Linked DNA regions of Mus musculus: region 1 is linked to region 2. A link is a loop called in an ENCODE intact Hi-C map of the cell type or tissue named here. Cell type or tissue: gastrocnemius. All regions are shown on one strand. Links, peaks and the distances in the headings refer to the core of each region. The heading gives the core; the rest is flanking DNA. Region 1 holds the start of Hhipl1 (hedgehog interacting protein-like 1). Region 2 overlaps Ccdc85c (coiled-coil domain containing 85C).

Region 1 (9,816 bases), core at 759-8,758, 81 kb before region 2:
GGCAGCCCTTGGCATCAGCCACTACACGGCCCAGGTTCGAGTTGAGGTTCTCGTTGACCAGCAGGCTTGGGAAACAGTAGTCGGTGTCATCTAGCGACAGGTAGCGGCATAATTTGGCCCGGTTGCTCTCCAGGGCCCAGAGTTCACGGTCAGGGGAGAGGAGACGAAAGAGGCCTCGGCAGGTCTGCCACATGTCCAGGCAATAATCTTCACACAGGCCAGGCACTGTCCGAAGTGGGGTGGCTGGATCCTCAGCGTCATAGAGATGGGCCGCATAGGGTGAACATTCCTGTAGAGACAGGAGGGCTCAGAGACACCAGGAGGAGAGCCTACACCTGTGCAATTCACTTCTTGCTTTTGTGTCCCCATTCAAAGGTCACCTCCTAAGATCTGACCTTCCCCTCCAGGTCTCCCTGCCATTACTTCCTGGTCTCTGACTACCTAGAAAAACAAAGCCCAAGAAACTGACCATGAACCTTCACTATACCAAAACGGATCATTGCACTTGCTTATGGCCAGTCCTCATCAGGATATGCATTCTATCAAGGCAAGAAGCTTTGGTCTTTTTTACTGCAGTATCCCAGACCCTCACATAAACCCAGGCAGGGCACAGTTTACCTTGCCTGCCTTCTATCATCCATTTGCTGTTTATGAGTAATTCACAGGGGGGCAAACTAAGGCTCAGAGCTCCCAGTGTTATTCAGTGATATGCCCAGGTTAGTAGAGGCATTTAGTAGAGGCATCTAGACTTGGTCTCAGGTCTACCCCACTATATCCTTAACTAGACAGCCAATATGTGTGTAGTACCTGGGGGTGGGGGGCGGGAATGAGGCTATGACCCCCAGGATACTCCCACCTTCTAATCTGCCCTCAGACTCAGTCCCTCCCAGCAGGACCCTGCCTCTCACCTCACTGCCACTACAAGCACAGAATTCTGTGAGATTATTGAATCTCCTTGGACACTGCCAGACCAGAAAGCCTTCCAGAGTCCTTTCCCTGGCTCTGCCTGGAGTAGGTAGAATTCATCATTTTCTGCCATGCAGGCAGGAAAGTCACTGCCTCCGGGAGCAAGCCTGTGATCACACACAGGAGTGTGCGCATAGATAATGAATCCATCTTCCACCCTGCCCTAGTCAGTCCTACCATGTTGGAGTCAGTCACATGACCCCCTTACAGGCCATTCCTGTGTCCTGGCTGCCACAAAACTCTCCAGAACCCCGTGCTCTCTGAGGACCTTCGATGGAGTGCTTCATGCTGTGGTTGCTTCTCTCTGGTGTGACAGGTCCTTATTGCTACTCCTGCCACCCCCAGAGATGACTCAGCTCTAGATCCCCTGAGACCTTAGCGATGCAATTCCTAGACAGAGAGGACAGTGGTAGCCACGCACCGACTGCTTTCACCAGAAGACCAGGCTGGGCTGTAGCAGGAGAACTCTGGCTCCAAAAAGGACAGGAAAAGGGCAGCTAATCTCCAGGCCAGGCTCCCTACAGTTAAAGCTTCAGTCATCCCATGACCTGGCCCTGGCCCCTGTTGCTGTGTGCTGAGTCTCACCTGACAAGCTCTGGACGTTCCTGGCATCTCTGGTCAGTCCCCATCCCTGACTGAAGTGTCATATTGTATATGACACTCTGCACCCTGTGTGTCTCAGGCCAGATGGCCAAACCTCAGACCGCACAAGGCCAGCTCTCCTGTGATCCTTTGGATGCTACTGTGGGCCAGCAGTGGCCAGCAGGAGACCGGAGAGGACCCACAAGCTTCTATTCCCCTCTGCAGGGCAGTTTCTCTGTGATGCCAATGGTCACATGGAGGGACACAGGGTCTCTGGGAACCTGGTGAGGACCTTGGCACATACCCGCATAGTATCCAGTGGTCTTTTACATGTGGTCTCTCTTGGTCATGCTTACACACAGTGTGAATGTGAGGCTCAGACTGAAGCTACCCAGAATTAGTAAATGACAACAGGGGACAGTAGCTGCTCTGGCAGAGAGGGTACTCTGTCACTGGACCTCATGTCCAGGCACAGTGAAGCACCCACAGGGGTAAGGTGCCTGCCACCTAATGGCCCCAAGGTTGCCACAGACCACTTACTGACACTCATGACTCATGGATGCAAGTCCTGATGGCTTCTTAGCCTTTCCTTCCTCCCTCTCCTCCCCCCTCAGCCCCTCCTCCCCTCCCCTTCCTCCCCCCTCGCAGCCCCTCCTCCCTTGCCCCCCTCCACCATCCCACACCACCACTACCACCACCCTCCCACCCACCCACCCCCCGCAGGGAAGACTTGAGTCTTGTACACAATGTTCCTTCTGTGGGATGTTCCTTCCTCCCTCACTTCCACATCTGGCAAAGTCCTAGTCATGATGCAAGGCCCACCCCACAAGCCTCCTCCCCCTTCCTTTCCCCGGGGCAGGCTCCTGCCCTAGGGTGCTCATGACACTATCTCTGACTCACACACAGATTCTTCTCCTGGTAATTTGTTACTTCGGGAAGTGAAGGCTCCTCTTCTTCCATTACCCCTGCTTCACCAGAGGTGGGCTGTCTTCATTGCCTGACCAACCGGGGACTCAATTATCTCTTTGCTGGCTTCTACCCCACAGACTATGAGGCCCTCGAGGGCAGGCGACACAGGGTCTAACACACAGTTTGGCTTCAGGGCAGGAGGCAGTGTTTTAATGTGGCCACATGAAGGGCTTTGGAGCCAGAGTTTATGTTCCATGTGTGATGTTTGGCAAACTCCTTACCTCTCTGTGCCTCTGTCCCCATCTATAAAGAGGAAGAGGACTCCAGCCTCATAGAGTTGTTGAGAGCAATGAACAACTGAGACGCCAAAGTGTTCAAATGAAATGAACCCTGAAGGGGTGGGTGGCCCAATGGTCACTCTTCTGGGCTGTCCCGGATTTTTGAGGGCTTTTTGCTACTTGCCATGGTACCTAGGGATAGTTTCTTGGTTGCATGTCTGTCTGTCTGTCTGTCTGTCTCCTGAAATGAATGATGAGGCTTTTGAGGCTACGTCTGTGACTTGCAACTGCCTCTGGGCCCAGCAGCACAGAACCAACCCCTCTCCGGCCCTGGGGACATGTCTGCTGCCTGCACGAGCCTGCTGAACCCCTTCACGGGTTACTACTCAGATGGACTCCCGCTCATGACCTCATGCATCCAGCCGAAGAGAAGTTCGCCACGTGTGAGCCACACACCAGTCATACTGAGCTTGCCATGTGACAGACACCATTGCCTGACACATTTTCCCAGAGGAGGGCAAAGCCTCACGAAAGAACCTCCCGTCTCCACGAGACAGCTGTGCGTCGTGAACGATCACTGACAGAAACCCGTAGGTAAGGCTCCTTGCGATTGGTGGCAGTGATGATGGCGCTCCCACACTCTCCCAGGACACCCGCTTCAGGGAGACCACACTACAGCCTTGGCAGGCAGACCGCCTGATGCAAACTCAGTCCAGACATGAGGTCACCCCCAGAGACGCCTCACTGGAGGTATGAGCAGACACTCTACCACAGACTTTCTCAGGCCAGGCCATTTTGGGCAGTTTCCCAAGGAAAAAGAGGAGCCTTCTGCCAGCAAACAGCCCCAGGATTGGCTCCTTCCTCCTCCCTGGTCCTGTCCATCTCCTTTGCTATGCTGGGCCCAACAAATGGGGAGTACCCTAAAAGTAAGCACTGCCCCGTTGCAGGAATTCTTCTATTGCTCTGGGTGAGGCAGGGATAGCAGTGGGCACATCTGGGTGGACTTCCAGGATGGGGAGAGAGGTGAGTGGGTTCACCACACCCTCTGGCTCTCTTGGGATGCACCAAGTGTTGGCTTAGTAGAACCCATGGCAAGATGAACAGGACACCCTAGAGTGCTGTGGTCTCCCCTCCACCATCTCCTTATCTCCATGATCTTTTTTTCACAAGGGCGTTGAGTGTGGTCCAGGTCTTTTGACCTGCCACTGGGCCATGTCACCACTTTCCTGAAGCAGCTCCTGATCCCCGCTCTCTCTCTAGGCCAGCAAGGAAGCACTAGAGGAATTTACCTACAAACCCCAAATGGACTGCTCTGCCTATGCCGTTTAATCTCTGTGGTATGGGGTGAGGGATAGACATCTGATCCTGTTTTAAAGATAATGTCATTGAAAGACAGCCGTGAACCTCGCAAGCTCTCAGTCACGAGAAGATGTACTATATCAAACCCAAGTCCGCCCTTTAGTCTTCCCCTGCAGGTTGCCCCCTGCTGGCTGGGATCTGAACTTCGTACTGTCTGGCAGGGGTTGGAGGGCGGTTTCTATTCGTGAATCCTTCACCTTACAGACCTAGGTTGGGCCCGCCTTGGGGTTTCCCTGGCTGGCTGGCTGGCTGGCATTCCTGCAATCAGATCAGTCAGGCAGGATACTCCGCATCGACATAAGGGAAGCGATAGTTCAGCGTGGATCGAAGTAAGGGCTTCACTATCAGAGGAGAGATGAGAGTAACTCATCTGGGGAGAGACTCTACCAGGTGAGGAGACCAGTAGCTGAAAAGAAAGGTGGGTGCTTTAAGCATCCTGGCCCTGAGGAATGGGCTCTCAGACTACTCCTTTCAGTCTGCCTGTGGAAGAGTCCTCATCGGAATAAGCAGTCCCCAGACTGCTGACAAAGTCATGCCTCAGATTTGGCTACATATCTTCCCATCCTGCCTTCCTAGACTTAGCAAAGACTTCATCCTGGTACCTGACAGAGATAGGACTCTCTGCAGTGGGGCACTGGAGGAGGGGGGAGGGGGCGGGAGCTTCCAGGGTGTCCCAGAGAATAGGAGTCTTGAGTCTCTAAGAGGAACTGAGGCTCCTAAAAGGCCCAACATCAGCAGGGCAGTGGTGTTGCCTCTGTCTCCCAGCACTTGGGAGACAGAGGCAGGCGGATTTCTGAGTTCAAGGCCAGCCTGGTCTACAGAGTGAGTTCCAGGACAGCCAGGGCTACACAGAGAAACCCTGTCTCGAGGGAAAAAAAAAAAAAAAGCCCAACATCTTTGCAAAGCAAATGAATGACAAGAGCTAGCTAGCCAGGTCTTCCCGCCTGATACCAAGTCACTCCCTCTTGGACCCCCCAAGCTCCAAAGTCTGGTACCCGCTCCCGACCCTTGCCCCTGTGGTTGCCATCACCTCCAAAGTTCAGGATCCATTCCTAAGTCTCATGCCTGTAGGGTCGTCATTCCCCTCCAAGTCTGGGACCCACTCCTGAGTATCGCCCTTCTGGGGATGCCATTCCTGCTCCGCCCCCGCCCCCGCCGCCAGCGACTAGTGTTCCACGTGCCTCCGTGCACCCGCTCACCTGGCACAGCAGGTCCAGAGCGTAGCCGGCACACGTCGCCCACACCCCGGCATCCATGCGGGTCTCCAGGACCCGGAAGCGCCGGGCCAGCGCCGCGTCCTGCTCCGCGGTGCAGCAGCCGAAGGCGGAGTACTGCGCGCAGAAGCTCAGCGGCTGCGGCGGCCGGAAGGGCGGCCTGAAGTCCAAGCACTGCGGGTGCGCGGCGGCCAGCAGAGCGCGCAGAACCAGCAGCGCCCCGGGCCCGATCCGGGCCACAGCCCTCCGTCCCGCCATTCTCCTGGCAGTCTGCAGAAATAGCAGCCAAAGGCCGGCCAGCCAGCCCCGCCGATGCGCCCCCCAGGAGCCACTGGCCGCGCCCTGAGCGCCCGCCTCCAGCCTTGCTTGCACCCTCCCGGGAGATCACCGGGAAACCGGTGGATTCGCCCTACAGGCCTAGGGTCCAGGGACTCCCCTCGCTGGAGGTCACCTCTGCTTGGGAGCACTCTGCAGGATTGGAGGATCACGGCACTCTGCAGCTCCCCTCTGCGGGCAGCCCCCTCCTTCTGGCCCCAGCCTTTCCAAACCTGGCGTCTGGGAAGCCCCGGTTGCCCAGTTTCACAGTTCCACTTCTCTCAGGTGCTCGCTAGCCGCCAAGTAGACGAAACCCCAAAGCCCAAGTCAGGGACTCCTAGGTCCCACCTCCCACTGAGCCAGACAGGATCTTTAGCAGTGTTTAAATGTGGAGGTGTGGCATAAAAGACAGGTGGTGTTGCCTGGGACCTCACAAGAAGTGAAGCATGAGCCTGGGGGTGGGAGGGAACAGGCGCAACCGCACAGTCAGTCCATCTTTGGCCCTGCCAGGGCTTCTGTCCTCCCCTGGCCGTGGAACTCTCTACCCGTAGCCCAGAACCCGTGGGGTTCTGTGGGAAGCCCTAATGGGTGTGTCTCCTAGATGGTTGTTCGTCCGTCATCTCTCCTCCTGCATCTCTTGTCTCAACTTTACCCCAAGAGTGAACATAGACACTATCCCATGGGCTCAGAATTCCACCATGTCAAAGCCCCTAGCACTTGTCTATGAAGACCCCAGAACCGGCTTCTTCCTGGAATACTCTTTCCATCAGTTCTGTCACGCACACTCCCACGTGGCCTTCACATGATACCCACTTGCTGCTGTCTCTTTGAACAGCCCTGTATCAGTCAGTCTGCCACAGTTGCTGAGTGCGGTTGGGGTTGCTTAGATTCCACAGGGCTGTGGTTGGAGCCTGAAATGGGGTAGGGGTGGGGGCCAGCTATGAGTCAAAGTCCCCATATAAGAGCAAACATCTCATCTCTAAGTCTTTAAGGGCAAGCACGTGTAACTGACGTCAAGGATGAGAATCCACATGGGACGATGAGACAGCACGGAGTTTTGTAGTTGCAGCAGTTGGTCCACAAAGTCCCTGAATGGTTGGAGGTGGTTAGAAAAGCTATGGCCAACCGCTGCAGCTGGACCCTCGAGGGGGGAGAGGGGGAGACAGGGAGATGGCACTGTCAGATAGTTGGGGACAGACAGCAGGGGAAGAACATCCCACTCCATCCTCCTCCCCATTCCAGGCAGTGTTTATTATAGGCTTAACCGATCATAGCTGAATGGGAGTCTGAAAAGCCTTAGCTCGGGAGTTGAGTGACTACACAAAGTGCCAGGCAACAGTAGAGCCCCTGGTCACTGTGTCCTTGTCCCAGACTGGTAGCCAGATTAAGGTACCGGTAGCAGACCATTTGGGAAAATTCTTGGAGGCTAGATGTGCATAAGAGTGAGAAACCAGGGGTGTCACAGTCTTGGGGTTAAGCTCTTGCAAGTTTACCTCCAGGAACCCTGCCAGGGTCTCAGAGAAGGGCCAACAAAGCCCCCTGATGGTTCTGGTGGGCAGAGGGAAGCGGGGCTGTCAGGACCCTAAAGCAGGTTTACTCTCCAGGAGAAAGGGCTTTGAGATTCACCATGGGGGAGGAAAGACAGCCATTCACCTTACTGGTGATTCAATAAAGAAGGCAATGAACTCAGACACAGTGTGAGGGGCATAGGGCACAGGCGTCCCCTCTCCAGCTCCTTACTACCCCCATCAGAAGTCTCCATGGAAGCAGCAGATGATCCCTGTGTACACTGCAGGACACCCTCTGTCTGGGGAAGTGCACTTGGGGACCTTGGGCATCAAGGAGCAACTATGTGGGCACTGGCGGGTCCTTCTGGTGTCTAGCTCCTCATTACATGCCCGACCTCTAGATTCATATTATGTCCTTACACTAAAGCGCAATATCCCTCAGTTTGTGTTGTCCAGGACATGACATCCGCTTTCCAAAACCAACCAACCAACCAAGCAAACAAACCAAGGCTTAAGAAGTCTGACGGAGGAGGCCAAGCTTTCATATGCTAGTTCATGGGGCAGGGAATTCAGGAAAGTGATGATCCAGATGTTGAAGCTCCACTGTAAACAGGGAGCCGTGGGGGAAGAGACAGGCTGGTGTAAACATAGAAGGCAAAGCTGTCCAATTGAGGAGTCGAAGGCCAAGAATCAGGAGACTCTGGCCAGCATCCCCGGGGGAAAAAATCTTTGCGGAGGCAAATTAAAAGGGCTGTAACTTCAGTGTAGTGAGTAAGCACTTCCTTTGTGAGGAAGATGCTGAGTCCAATTCCAGAACTCAAAGGGGGGGAAACCCAGGCATGATAGCACACTGCTATAATTACAACTGGAAATGGGCAGACCCCTGGGGCTCTCTACCCAGCTAGCCTAGGCAACTTGGTGAATTCCAGGCCAGAGAAACAAACAGAAACAAAATAAGATCAAAAGATACAATAGGAGGCTGGTGAGAGAGCTCATTAGGGGAAGACTCTTCCCAGTGACAATTTGGATCCAGTTTCCTAGACCGGATGAAAGGGAGAACTGGCTCCCACAAGATGTCCTCTGAGCACACACACACACACACACACACACACACACACACACACACACACACACACACACTATGGTACACAAATAAATAAATAAATAAATAAAAAGTTAAAGATACAGTGGAAAGAAAAAACATTGTAACAGAAAAAAATGTGCCTAGTGAACTCATTTTATGTTTATGTGTGTGAGTGCCTTATCTGCATATCTGCCTCTGTACCATGTATGCCTGGTGCTTGGGAAGCCAGAAGAGGTCATCAGAGCCCATGGGACTGGAGTCACAGACAGTTGCGATCCACCATGTGGATGCTGGGAAGCAAACCCTGGTCCTTTGAAGGAACAGTCAGTACTCTTGACCTCTGAGCCATCTCTCCAGTCCTCAGATGATGACCACCTCAGAAAATGAGACGCTGCAGAGGCAGCATCATCTGTGAGCTTCAAGGATGACCCACAAGCAGGGAATGAAAGGAAGGGACAAACAAGCTGGGAGACAGCTGAGGACATCTCAGAAACCCTTGCCTGTGGGAAATTGGGAACTGGGAAGAGAAAAAGAAGGACAAAGGACTATTTGAAGTGAAAAATGTATAACAGATACCAAACGACAGACGCAGGCATGGAATAATCCTGTGAGTTACAAAGGATCTACACCATCATAGCACATCCAAACTGCAGAGAACCCGGAACAAAGAGAACTCTTGAAGGAAACCAAGGTGGTGGGCGGGGTGGGGCCGGGCGGGATAGGGGCTGAACTGTAGCACAACTGGAAGAAGCATCCTTAGCAGAAAGGATATGCAGAAAGAACGGGAGATACACAAAGAGATCAAAGAGAGAAACCCACCACCTTGAAGCCTCTAGCCTCTATCCAGCAAACTACCTTTTTTTGTTTGTTTGTTTTTTCAAGACAGGGTTTCTCTGTGTAGCCCTGGCTGTCCTGGAACTCTTTAGACCAGGCTGGCCTCAAACTCAGAAATCCACCAGCCTCTGCCTCCCAAATGCTGGGATTAAAGGCGTGTGCCACCACTGCCCGGCAAACTAGCTTTTAAGAGTAAGAGAAGGACGGCGGCTACAGTGAGATGGCTCAGTGGGTAAAGGCACGCACTGCCTGAGTTCAGCCCCTGAGCCTCACATGTTGGAAGACTAGAACCTCCCCCGACTAAAAACAATTTTATTTACAAACCTTAAAAACGCCTGATAGTGGGAGCAAGGAAGAGCCGGCCCTGAGGGCCTGAGAGTGGGAATGCTGGCCGACTGACCAACTCAGCTTCCACCCAGGCCCAGATCCAGGGCTCTGAGTTGACCCACCCGAACATTGACTCCACCTAGGAGTCAACTGCTGGCACCGTGAAAGGGCTGGTCCTGCAGATCCAAAGCTGCAAGTCTGGGCCGGGCAGTGGTGGCGCACGCCTTTAATCCCAGCACTCGGGAGGCTGAGGCAGGCGGATTTCTGAGCTCGAGGCCAGCCTGGTCTACAGAGTGAGTTCCAGGACAGCCAAGGCTACACAGAGAAACCCTGTCTTGAAAAAAAAATGTAATTTTAGCCGGGCGTGGTGGCGCACGCCTTTGATCCCAGCACTCGGGAGGCAGAGGCGGGAGGATTTCTGAGTTCGAGGCCAGCCTGGT
Region 2 (9,816 bases), core at 1,125-9,124:
TCATACAGTCTGGCTTTTTTTTTTTTTTTTTTTTTTTTTTTTTAAGATTTATTTATTTATTATATGTAAGTACACTGTAGCTGTCCTCAGACACTCCAGAAGAGGGCGTCAGATCTTGTTACAGATGGTTGTGAGCCACCATGTGGTTGCTGGGATTTGAACTCTGGACCTTCGGAAGAGCAGTCGGGTGCTCTTACCCACTGAGCCATCTCACCAGCCCCAGTCTGGCTTTTTTGTTGTTGTTTTCTTAGTTAAGAAATGCTTCTCTCTCTGAAGGTTAAATGTAATAAAATGATATAAAGATGGAAAACAATATCAGAATGGGATTCTATACTAAAAATGTATGTGTGTGTCTATAGGTATTTATACATACATATGCACACAGCACTTCTACATATAGAAAAACATGTAATTTAGTGTCTTCTATTATTTTAAATATTACATTCATATATACATACATATATATGTATAGTGTGTGTGTGTGTGTGTGTGCGCATGTGCGCATACATGCACCATAGCTTATGTATCTTGGTCAGAGTAACTTGCAGTTGGCTCTCTTACATCATATGGGTCCTGGGGGTGTGATTCAGGTTGCCAGGCTTGGCAGCGAGCACCCTCACCCCGCTGAGCTGTCACACCAGCCCTTGTTGATTATTTTTAAGGTGGTGTCTTATATAGCCCAGGCTGGCCCCCAGCTCCTGCTCCGCCGCCTCAGCTCCCGAGTGCTGAGCACACTGGCGCAGCCCGTCAACCTCACAGAAGGAAACCCTGCCCCCACCAGGACCCGCTCCCCACCCCTCTCTGCTCCAAAGCAAGCCACGGACCTTTCAGCTCCAAGGGTTGCCTCTCCGGGACAGGTCACACAAATGGTGTGACACAGGCTGGCTGTTAGCAGATGCCTGTAGTCCCAACACAGGAAGCTCAGGAGGGCAAGGGCAGCCTGGGCCACATGAGACTCCATCTTTAAAACAAAAACAAAAACAAACAACCAGCTTCTTTCCTGTGGCATGACATGGCCCGGGTCACACAGATCGTAGGGGCGTTAGAACAGCCGTGTGTTACAGTGGGTTTTCACGCACAACTAACTTATCTTTCTGGAACCGCTTTCTGTGTGTGTTGTGAGGTGGGCTGGGCACCACAGTCAGTGGAATGCCCCCCACCCCCAGCACGGAGCACCATGCAACCACCCCTGAGGGGGGCCAGCTTCTTGTGGGTCCAGCCTTTCTCCCTTGCTTCCTTTTCCTGCAGTGCTGGCCAGGTAGAGCTCTTAAGTTTTACTGCCCAACTGGCCCTGTTCCTGTTCTTGCTGCCTCAGTGAAGCCCCGTCCAACAGGGTCTGCCTGGGGGACCCCTCTTTATCTCGCTGTGGGGCATCGGATCTCCACCCCTGCTGTTCCCCCACCGCTTTCCACATGCTGGTCACCCTGCTGCCCTGCGCATAGCTGGAATGTCCCTGGTGTGTCCTTGCCCTCCGTCCTTCCACACTTCCTGGCTCTGGGGACCCGAGTGCCATCTAGCAGTTGCTTTCTTGGTCTACTCTCCATGTCACCTGAGGCTTGGTGGCCGTACCCCCATCTCAGCACTTGTTGTTTCTGTGCTCAGACCCGGCACAGGGCTGGGGACTGGGCTGGATTTGACTTAGAGTTCAGCTGGACTGGTTATCTGTCAGTGAGGGCCAGGAGGCTGGGGAGGCGGGGCCTCCCACTGGTCCCAGCCCTTAGTGGTACATTAGCACTGCCCAGAGAGTCTTTAAAAACATATATTGATGCCCAGTACCCCCACCCCACTCAGTTATCCCCAGAAAGAGATCAGATCTTAAAAGTTCCCTGTGGGTAGGCGTCAAGGTGTGCCATGTAGCTGGGTGCTGAGAGCCCCGAGCTCTGTCCTGACTGGCTGACAGCTGCACAGGGTCATTGTTATTGGTGACACTGGGGGCAGGCAATGAGGAGGGTGTTGTGAGTGTTCAGCTGCTCTTGGCCTACTTTTATGACCAGGTGTAGCAGTGGAAGACACAAGAAAGGACATTCTTCGCCCCTTGTCCCCTGGTTTGAGACAGTTACACAGTAACAACTGTCCATCTGTCCGTCTGTCTGTCTATCTATCATTCTATCTATCCATCCATCTATCTATCTATCTATCTATCTATCTATCTATCTATCTATCTATCTAAGAGTGTGTGTGTTAGAGAGAGTCAGAGCTAGAGATCAAGACTACTCGGTGTATATATATGGGTACAGTATGCCTTGGTTCACGTGCGGAGTCCCAGGACAACTTGTGAAAGTAAGGTTTCTCCTTTCACTATGTGGATTTCAGGATTAGACTCAGGAAGCACCTTTACCCATGGACCATCTTGCTGACTTGTCTGTCTGTCTGTCTGTCTGTCTGTCTATCAATCGTGCATATTGTAGAGAAACACATTTGTAGAGAGTCGAATGACCCTTCCACAGGGGTCACCTAAGACCACCAGAAAGCACAGATATTAACATTATGATTCACAACAGTAGCAAAATTACAGTTATGAAGTAGCCACAAACTAATTTTATGATTGGGGAGGAGTGGTCCGACTCCTGTGTTAAGGGAATGTGGAGGAAGGTTGAGAACCACTGCTCTCGAGCTTTCCTCACTCCGAGTCCAACCAGGCCTAGGGCTTTGGGCTCGCCTGGTAATCTTGACGTGGAGATCCTGGAGAGAAGAAGGTTAATGTAACCTGGAAGAGTGCACCGTGAAGATCATCCTGCTGCCAGACAGGAGGAGAGGAGAGGAAAGAGTGGTGGCTTCAGAACCCCCCCCCCATCACGCCCCAGTGGGTGGCCACAGCAGGTGTTCACTGAGACTCGTGGTTGTGAGTGGAAACACTATTCCCTTTCAGTGCCCACCTGGCTACTAGAACTCTGCAGCAGTTATGGTGCCCTGTACCATCCTGCACACCCGTGGTAGACTGTGACTCTTGGGGAGAGTGTACGGCTCCCCTAACCTGTCTTGACGGTGCTTCTTCATGCTTTATCTGTAAACAGTACCTGAGCTCCTCAGGGCTACAACGGCAGCTAGAATGCAATGGGGACCCACACAGCTTCCGTGTATGGGCACTGGCGCAGGCGCTCCCGTATCTGTCAGGCGCCACACGCCTGCATTCGCTCTGTGCGGTGTCAGTACACACCAGCCTCCTCTCCTGACGCTGTACCTCTTCAGTAGACACAGTTGTTCTCGTCACCCATCCATCAAGCTGGAGCCCCTCCCAGAAGGGGACGCACTGCTCTCCTGGTCCCAGGGGTGTCTGGCTCTGCACTCGCCTGCAGACAGCTTGCCCTGGAACGCAGAATCTTGCCACCTACCTGGCAGGTCACTGAGGAGCAGAGAGGTCAGAACGAACCCATCTGGCATTGAGGAAGGAAGGTGCCTTCCTCTGCTATGCAGTCTTGATGGCCGTACCCTTGCCACAGACTTGCTAGGAATCTCCCGTGCTCCAGAGACTTCCACCCAGCAGAGGCCAGTCAACAACTCCTTCCTCTCCCCTAGCAACGGGGAGCTCATCCCCTCTGCTAGCCAGCCCGAGTTGTTGTGAAACTTGGTGGTCCTTCCCAGGAGACTTGTGTGAACAGAGCACCCCAGCCGGGGCTTTCGAGGGGGACGTGCAAGGGCCCTGGCAGCAGAGGAGCAGGGTACTTAGGGGCATGTTGCTTCCCAGACCTCTCGGACCGGGCACACGGGCAGCAGCTACCAGGAATGACAGCCCTGGACCATCTGCTCTGGAGCAGGAAGTGTGGTCAGGGTGGCCTCAGCTGCCATATGGAGTCCAACTAAGGTGAGGAAGGCTGCCTGGGAAGAGGAGGCCACAGCGTCTGTGCCCCAGCGTCTGCAGTAAGACCTAGCTATCACCTGCTCCCAGGACCTATGGCCGCCTTCCTACCTCCCCGAGCCCCCAGTTCCTTTATCTGTAAGCCGAGAGTGTCCAGTAACAGGGAGAAACGGGGACCGGTGTCTGGGAGGCCCATGGCTGGCACTCCATGAGCATATGTGGTCATATTGATGCTTACATGAAAGGTCCTGTCTGATGGTGACCCTGGTGCTTGGACCCCTGGAGCTGGGGTCCCAAGAACCCCTGAGAGGAGAGTTCAGGGCTTGTTCTCATTGGTTCTGTCCTGCCTGCATGACTCTGGGTGTCCCTGGGCTTTGTTGATGGACTCTGTGAAGGGGACAGTGCCTCCCTATGCAGTGTCAGGTCTAGGGATCTATGGGAAGAGCGGGCTTGCAGTGCCGGGAGCGAGCTGGAAGCACAGCCGAAGTCGTGGTCGCTCTGTGCTAACAGAGTAGGGAGTCCACTCTCAGGCCTGTCCTCTTCACTTTCCATGGCCCACTCTGGCTGTGGGCTGGAGTTTGTCCCAGAGCAAGACACATCAGGCCTTTCTTCTGCAGGCTTCCCATGCCGAGTGCATGTGGGGAATCGCGTCCTCCCCTGTGCAGGCAAGTCCAGGGCTAGGAGGAAGAAAGCAAGGATGCACGAACTTTCCCCACGGGAAAGATGTGCCCTCAGACTGGCCATCCTCCTGCCGGGCCAGAGCGGGAAGGGGCCTGTGAGTGACGTAGGTCCTTTCTGAAAGTTACCTTTCCGACCTGTGCATCCGTCAGTCCCAGGCCACCACTGACAAGACGGACCCCTCCCAGGGTAGAGGAAGGAGAAGGCAGTTACATCAACTGCACCGGTGGCTTAGTGGCCCCATGAGCCAACTCGTGCAATCCCCTGTAGCTTCTGGGCATAATAGTCCCAGGGTAGCACGTGCCCAGGTCACCTGCTAACGATCTGACCTGCGAAGAGGTCTGCTTGTCTCCAGTCCTTGCAGGCAGTGACAGGGAAAGGAGATGTCAGATGTCTTGCTCAGAAGGAAGGGTGGCTACAGAGGCAGCACAGGAGGGGGACCCAGAGAGGAGGCACCGCTTCCCACTTTCTCCTCAGCCTTAGCAGGCCCTGTTGGCACCCTGCCCATCTCCTTAGGCCCTCACAGCTTCTGAGCTCCCTGCCCACTTCACCCGGCTGTCCTGAGGCTTTCTGTGTGGAGATGTGGTGTCATGCCTCCCCGGCCCCTAAGAGCCCATTGGGACATGGGTTGACTTTGCTGCCCTTTAACTGGCGTCCTCTGACTCTTGCTTCTCTACTTCTGTCTCCATGCTTCCTGTGGTCACTCCCTAAATAGCCTCCCCCCAACCCCCCACCCCAAGACTTGATTCTTTGAGAGCTCACTGTAGCTGCTGCTGCTGCTGACTGGGAGCTCATGGCCCCAGAGCCAGGGCAGGAGGCTGGAGAAGAGGCTGCAGTGGTAACATCTTGCCAGGAAGGGAACCCAGACTGTATGGGTCACATGACCTAGACCCTCCTCACAGGCTCTGAGCAGCCTGTGGGCTGAAGGTCATCAGCAGGACAAGCTCGGGGCACTTGAGACAGAGTAGGAACGGTGTCCATCGGGAAGTCTACCCACGGGTTCCCTAGGAAGCAGAGGATGCCCAAGGACGGAGAAATGGGGGCTGGAGTCTGCTGCTAGGAAGCATGCTGTTTAGAAACTGGAGGCAGAGGCAGGTGAATTTCTGAGTTCGAGGCCAGCCTGGTCTACAGAGTGAGTTCCAGGACAGCCAGGGCTACACAGAGAAACCCTGTCTCAAAAACAAAATAAACAAAACAAAACAAAAAACCAAAACCAAAAACAAAAAAGAAACTGGACCATGACCCTCCCAGAACTGATGGGTACCAAGCAGACTGGGTGGATCCCAGGGGACACCTTAGCCAGCTCTTCACAGGCCCCTCTTGTCAGCACTGCCTTCATTTTTGCCTGCAGGCAGCTTAGCTGGGAAGTGGTGTTTCTCTCTCTCGTGGCCCAGCCCTGGTTACTGTGTGTGTGTGTGGGGGGGGGCTGGGATTAATTTAATTACCCACCCCACTGCTGCAGCCGGGGAGGCACCTGATGAGCTCATGAGTGAGTTTCAGGGCCAGTGGGGAGCGTGAGCCTCCTCGGGGAGCTGGTGTCCAGCCTTGCAGCCCCAACCCAGGCAGCCTCCCTTACCGTCCATCGTCCTTTCTGCTCCTGACCCAAGGGGAGCCCAGAGACCCAGCTGCCTGTCTGGCACTAAGAGAGTCTGCTTTGGGAAACGGGGTGGGGACAGGGTCACACATGGAGAACTTAAAGCTGAATGGCTGGTGCCCTCCGTGGGTGGGCGGGCGGAAGCTAAGAGGTGGGAAGGAACCTACTCTTCTAATTAAAAAGGAAGGTCTCTCTTCTTGCTCTGGAATTACTTGAAAATTGACTATAAATGGTATAAGTAAAAAAAAAAAAAGTCACACGTTCCTCATGTGAGCCACACCGTGGACTGAAAGAATATATGCTAAGGCTGGAGGCTTCTTGCCCACTCAGCAGGAGTCCACAGGGGGGGGGGGAGATGGGTGGGCCAGTGACAGTGGGCCTGTTGACATCTTCACTTGGTGGTGTTGGTTGGGTCCCCGCCTGGGTTGGATGGAGACTGCACCTAGGGACCGAGTGAGTGCGTGCGTACTGCGTGTTTGCAGCCATGCCAGGGAATTTTACCATAGGATGGAATCCAGAAGAGAGGTGTGTGGGAACGCTCGTGCCTCTCTGAGAGCAAGCTCCACTCCAGCGCTCTGCCCAGCGTGGTCCCAAAGGCTGGCCTGCAGGAGGGGAGGGGCTAGGCTTTCTTTAAAACTCAAGGGTTTCTTGTAGTTTAGGCTGGCTTCAAGCTCTCTGCGTTTGCAAGGCTGCTCTTGCACTCCTCAGCCCCCTCCCCCCCAACTGTCACTTCCAAGTGTCAGGCATGTGCCACCACACACAGTCTGTGCACTGCTGAGGGTTGAACCTAGGACCTCATGCACGGTAGGTGGACACCCTACCAACTGAACCTCATCCCCAGCCCTCATATGGGTGCTTTCTGGGATGTCCCCCGCACAGCTGGAGTCCCCTTGGCAGCATGTAGGATCAGGAGCGTCCCATTTGTTCCATGTTTGCCTTTCTACTCTCAGAGAGACCTGATAGACCCCGAGTGTATGTGGAGCCCTTTCCTATCTGCCTGTGGTAGAGTCATCGCACCTAAACCAACCGAGGCATCTCTAGCTACAGCCTCTGTGGATGGCTAGCGTCCTCATCAGGGCCTCGTAGGCAGGGAGAGACCCCTGTGCTAACCTGGAGCGTGCGAGGGACCTGTCTCTTGAGTTCTTGGAAACTCAGTATGGGGCTGTGCAGTGAGGCCGGGGGGGGGGGGGGGGGGCCCGGGCAGTAGGGCAGTATTGCCCGTTGGAGCCACCCTGTGCCCGGTACTGTTGTCTGTCATTCCTCAGGCTGTGCCGGCTAGGCCTTAGCAGGGAGCTGCCCTCCTCTCCTCCCCTGTAAAAGGCTCCACCTTCCTAAGAGGTGAATGTCGGGAATGAGGAGGAGGGAGGTTCTGGTGTTTTGTTCTCCAGCCTGTGGGTTGGGCCTTGCTCCCTGCTCCCACACTTTTCCCGTTCTCTGCTGCACCAGACGCTCTGCAGGGCCCTGTGGATCTAGGCTGAGTGGGTGGGGGCTCCTGAGGGTTCCACAGGTACTTCCTGGGGAACAAAGTATGTCCCTTAACAGGCGGGTCACCTGTGTGAGCCTAGGCATTCCTGGGGACTTAAGTTCCTGATGGTCAGCGGTGGGCTTCATAGCCACTCCTTATTAGAACCTGTGGATAGGGGTGGAGGAGAGGGGTAAGATATCTGCATGTGGCACGAGGACATCAAGGGCAGCCTTCCCTGGGGTCATGCTGGCTTTGTGCTAGAAGGGACAGATGCCTTATCGTCCACTGCAGGTCCCCAGCCTCTTCTGCCCACCTGGAAATTGTAGAAGCCCATGGATTGTATTCCCTAGCCCTACACTGAGGTGGACTCACTCAGTAGCCCCGGCTTTGCTCGGCTTGTCTGCTGCCCCTGTGTTGTTCTGAGGTTGAGGGTTAGAGTGTTAAGTACCTGGGAGACCCTGCGTCTTTTGGGTGGTGACTCACCGAGCCGGTGGACAGAGTCTCAGCTGGCCACTCAACCTTGTAGCCTCTAGCAAGAGTTTCAACAGTCCACCTTCACTGGGTGTCTGGCTGACTGAGGTGTCCCAAATCCATCAGCCCCACAGGGTGCTTGGGACAGGCCCTGCAGTTCCCATCCCTGCTTGAGGCTTCCCTTCCTGTCTTCCGGTCCTTGAGTCCTCCAAGTCAGGTGCCTTCCACTGCAGCCTGGGCTGAGGATGGTCAGGGGGCTGCCCCTCTGCTGCTGGGGAGGAGGACAGGGGCTGTGGGGTAGGCAGGCAGGGACAGCAGAATGGGGCTGGCGTTCAACGAGACTTTTGCCAGCTTTTCTGATGGGAGGAAAAAAAAGCAGGGGCAGTGGGGTGGGGGTGGGTGCACTTTATTTCCTGGGATGTTGGGCCCCATGATTGGCGATTGAGGAACTCCTCACACGTGTCCTCTTTGGGGGTGGAAAAGGAGGTGGGGGCGGGGGAGGGAGCACAGAGCCTAGGGTGGTGGGCTTTTTTTTCCCCCTCTGGAAGCCCTAAGCCCTTCGCCTGTTGCATGACCTTGTTCACATTCAGGGAGGGTCTTTCCACCTCAGTTGCTGTTTGTGTGTCAGTCACAAAGGCACACCCAGACAGGCTCTTTTTTAAAAACAAACAAACAAAAAAACACCATTTATTTATTATATGTAAGTACACTGTAGCTGTCTTCAAACACCCCAGAAGAGGACGTCAGATCTCATGAGAGATGGTTGTGAGCCACCACGTGGTTGCTGGGATTTGAATTCAGGACCTTCGGAAGAGCCGTCAAGTGCTCTTAACCGCTGAGCCATCTCTCCAGCCCACTTCAAGCTAGACACGCTCTGAACCCATCCACTAGGGTCTCTCACTGACTGTTTCCTCACTACACAGTAGAGAGGGAGATCCTGGGCTCTGGGCCCTGAGGAGGCTGTCTCTGGCTGTGGATTTTTGTGCCAACTACTCTTGGCATCAGAAGGGATCGCCCCAGGAACATGTAGGCCAGGGAACACTCCATCATCTTCTTGGAAACCAGACTTGGGGACCACATGAGGCCGTGCTAGGCTAGAGTGGGGTGTGTCCATGCGGTGAGCTCCTGGTGGCTAACGGACCACCTTCTTCCCCTCTGTTCTTCAGATCCCTCGTCCACTTACATCAGGCCATTGGAGACCAAGGTGAAGCTGTTGGACGGTGACAAGCTCCCCCCACAGGTAAGTGAGTCATCAGGGTATTGGCTATAGGGGTAATGGCCATTCCTTTAGAGGCCATCCCATCTCCAGTTTTTCTGGGGCTCCCATAGCTTCCCCCTTACCCCAGCTGCCTCTTCAGCTGTCTCCCAGATAGCCTGGCCACAGACCCACTCCTCGCTCAAATCCAGGCTCCGGGTGGCCAGGGCTTGCCAGCCTCGCTGACTGCTGCTTGCCCAGTGTCTGCAAGCTCCGTATGGCTGGCCCTGGGCCCAAAGCCAGTGGCGGTGACAGGCAAATGGAGGCAGACCCACACGGGACCCCGGCCCCCTGCTGGCCAGTTCCTCACTAGGTCTACCCTGCTCACATGGACAGTTGGGGTTGTGGGTCCACAGAGGGAGAGCAGCATTAGGATGGCAGCAGGGGAGGGACGTGGTCATGGCTGCTGGTCGAGAGGAGGTGTCTACTGAAAGGGAGTGGAGCCTCTTGTGGACTGTGACCGGATATGGGGGAGAGACCAGCAAACACCTCTGCTCTTGGTGGGGATGGCAGAGGGCCTGGTGACGAGAGGCTCTGAGTAGACAAGCAGCCCTCCA

Evidence for each region. A loop is a pair of places that touch in the nucleus more often than their neighbours do. Peaks named below come from ENCODE experiments on the same cell type or tissue, not always from the same donor. Only the 100,000 strongest peaks of a DNase experiment are listed, where the experiment ranks them.
Region 1: a loop joins it to region 2, with 12 times the contacts of the local background. A loop is called at or near these places in 24 of 42 quality-filtered maps.

Annotation. Positions count from the first base shown.
Region 1 is chr12:108,302,161-108,311,976 of GRCm38, reverse strand. Hhipl1 (hedgehog interacting protein-like 1) reads right to left here and starts at 5,707. Exons shown (of 9, transcript NM_001044380.1): 1 at 5,294-5,707; 2 at 1-289. The coding sequence starts at 5,566. In gastrocnemius, for the core only: CTCF peaks have their summits at 4,221 (motif pointing left) and 5,513; DNase peaks (open chromatin) are centred at 4,234 and 5,460; H3K4me3 peaks cover 1,461 bases; H3K27ac peaks cover 5,761 bases.
Region 2 is chr12:108,221,137-108,230,952 of GRCm38, reverse strand. It overlaps Ccdc85c (coiled-coil domain containing 85C), which reads left to right. Exons shown (of 6, transcript NM_001159910.2): 2 at 9,171-9,244. Among named protein-coding and RNA genes, the nearest start is that of Ccnk, 46 kb to the right of the region's middle. In gastrocnemius, for the core only: no CTCF peak of the experiment used is centred there; DNase peaks (open chromatin) are centred at 4,974 and 9,016; H3K27ac peaks cover 878 bases.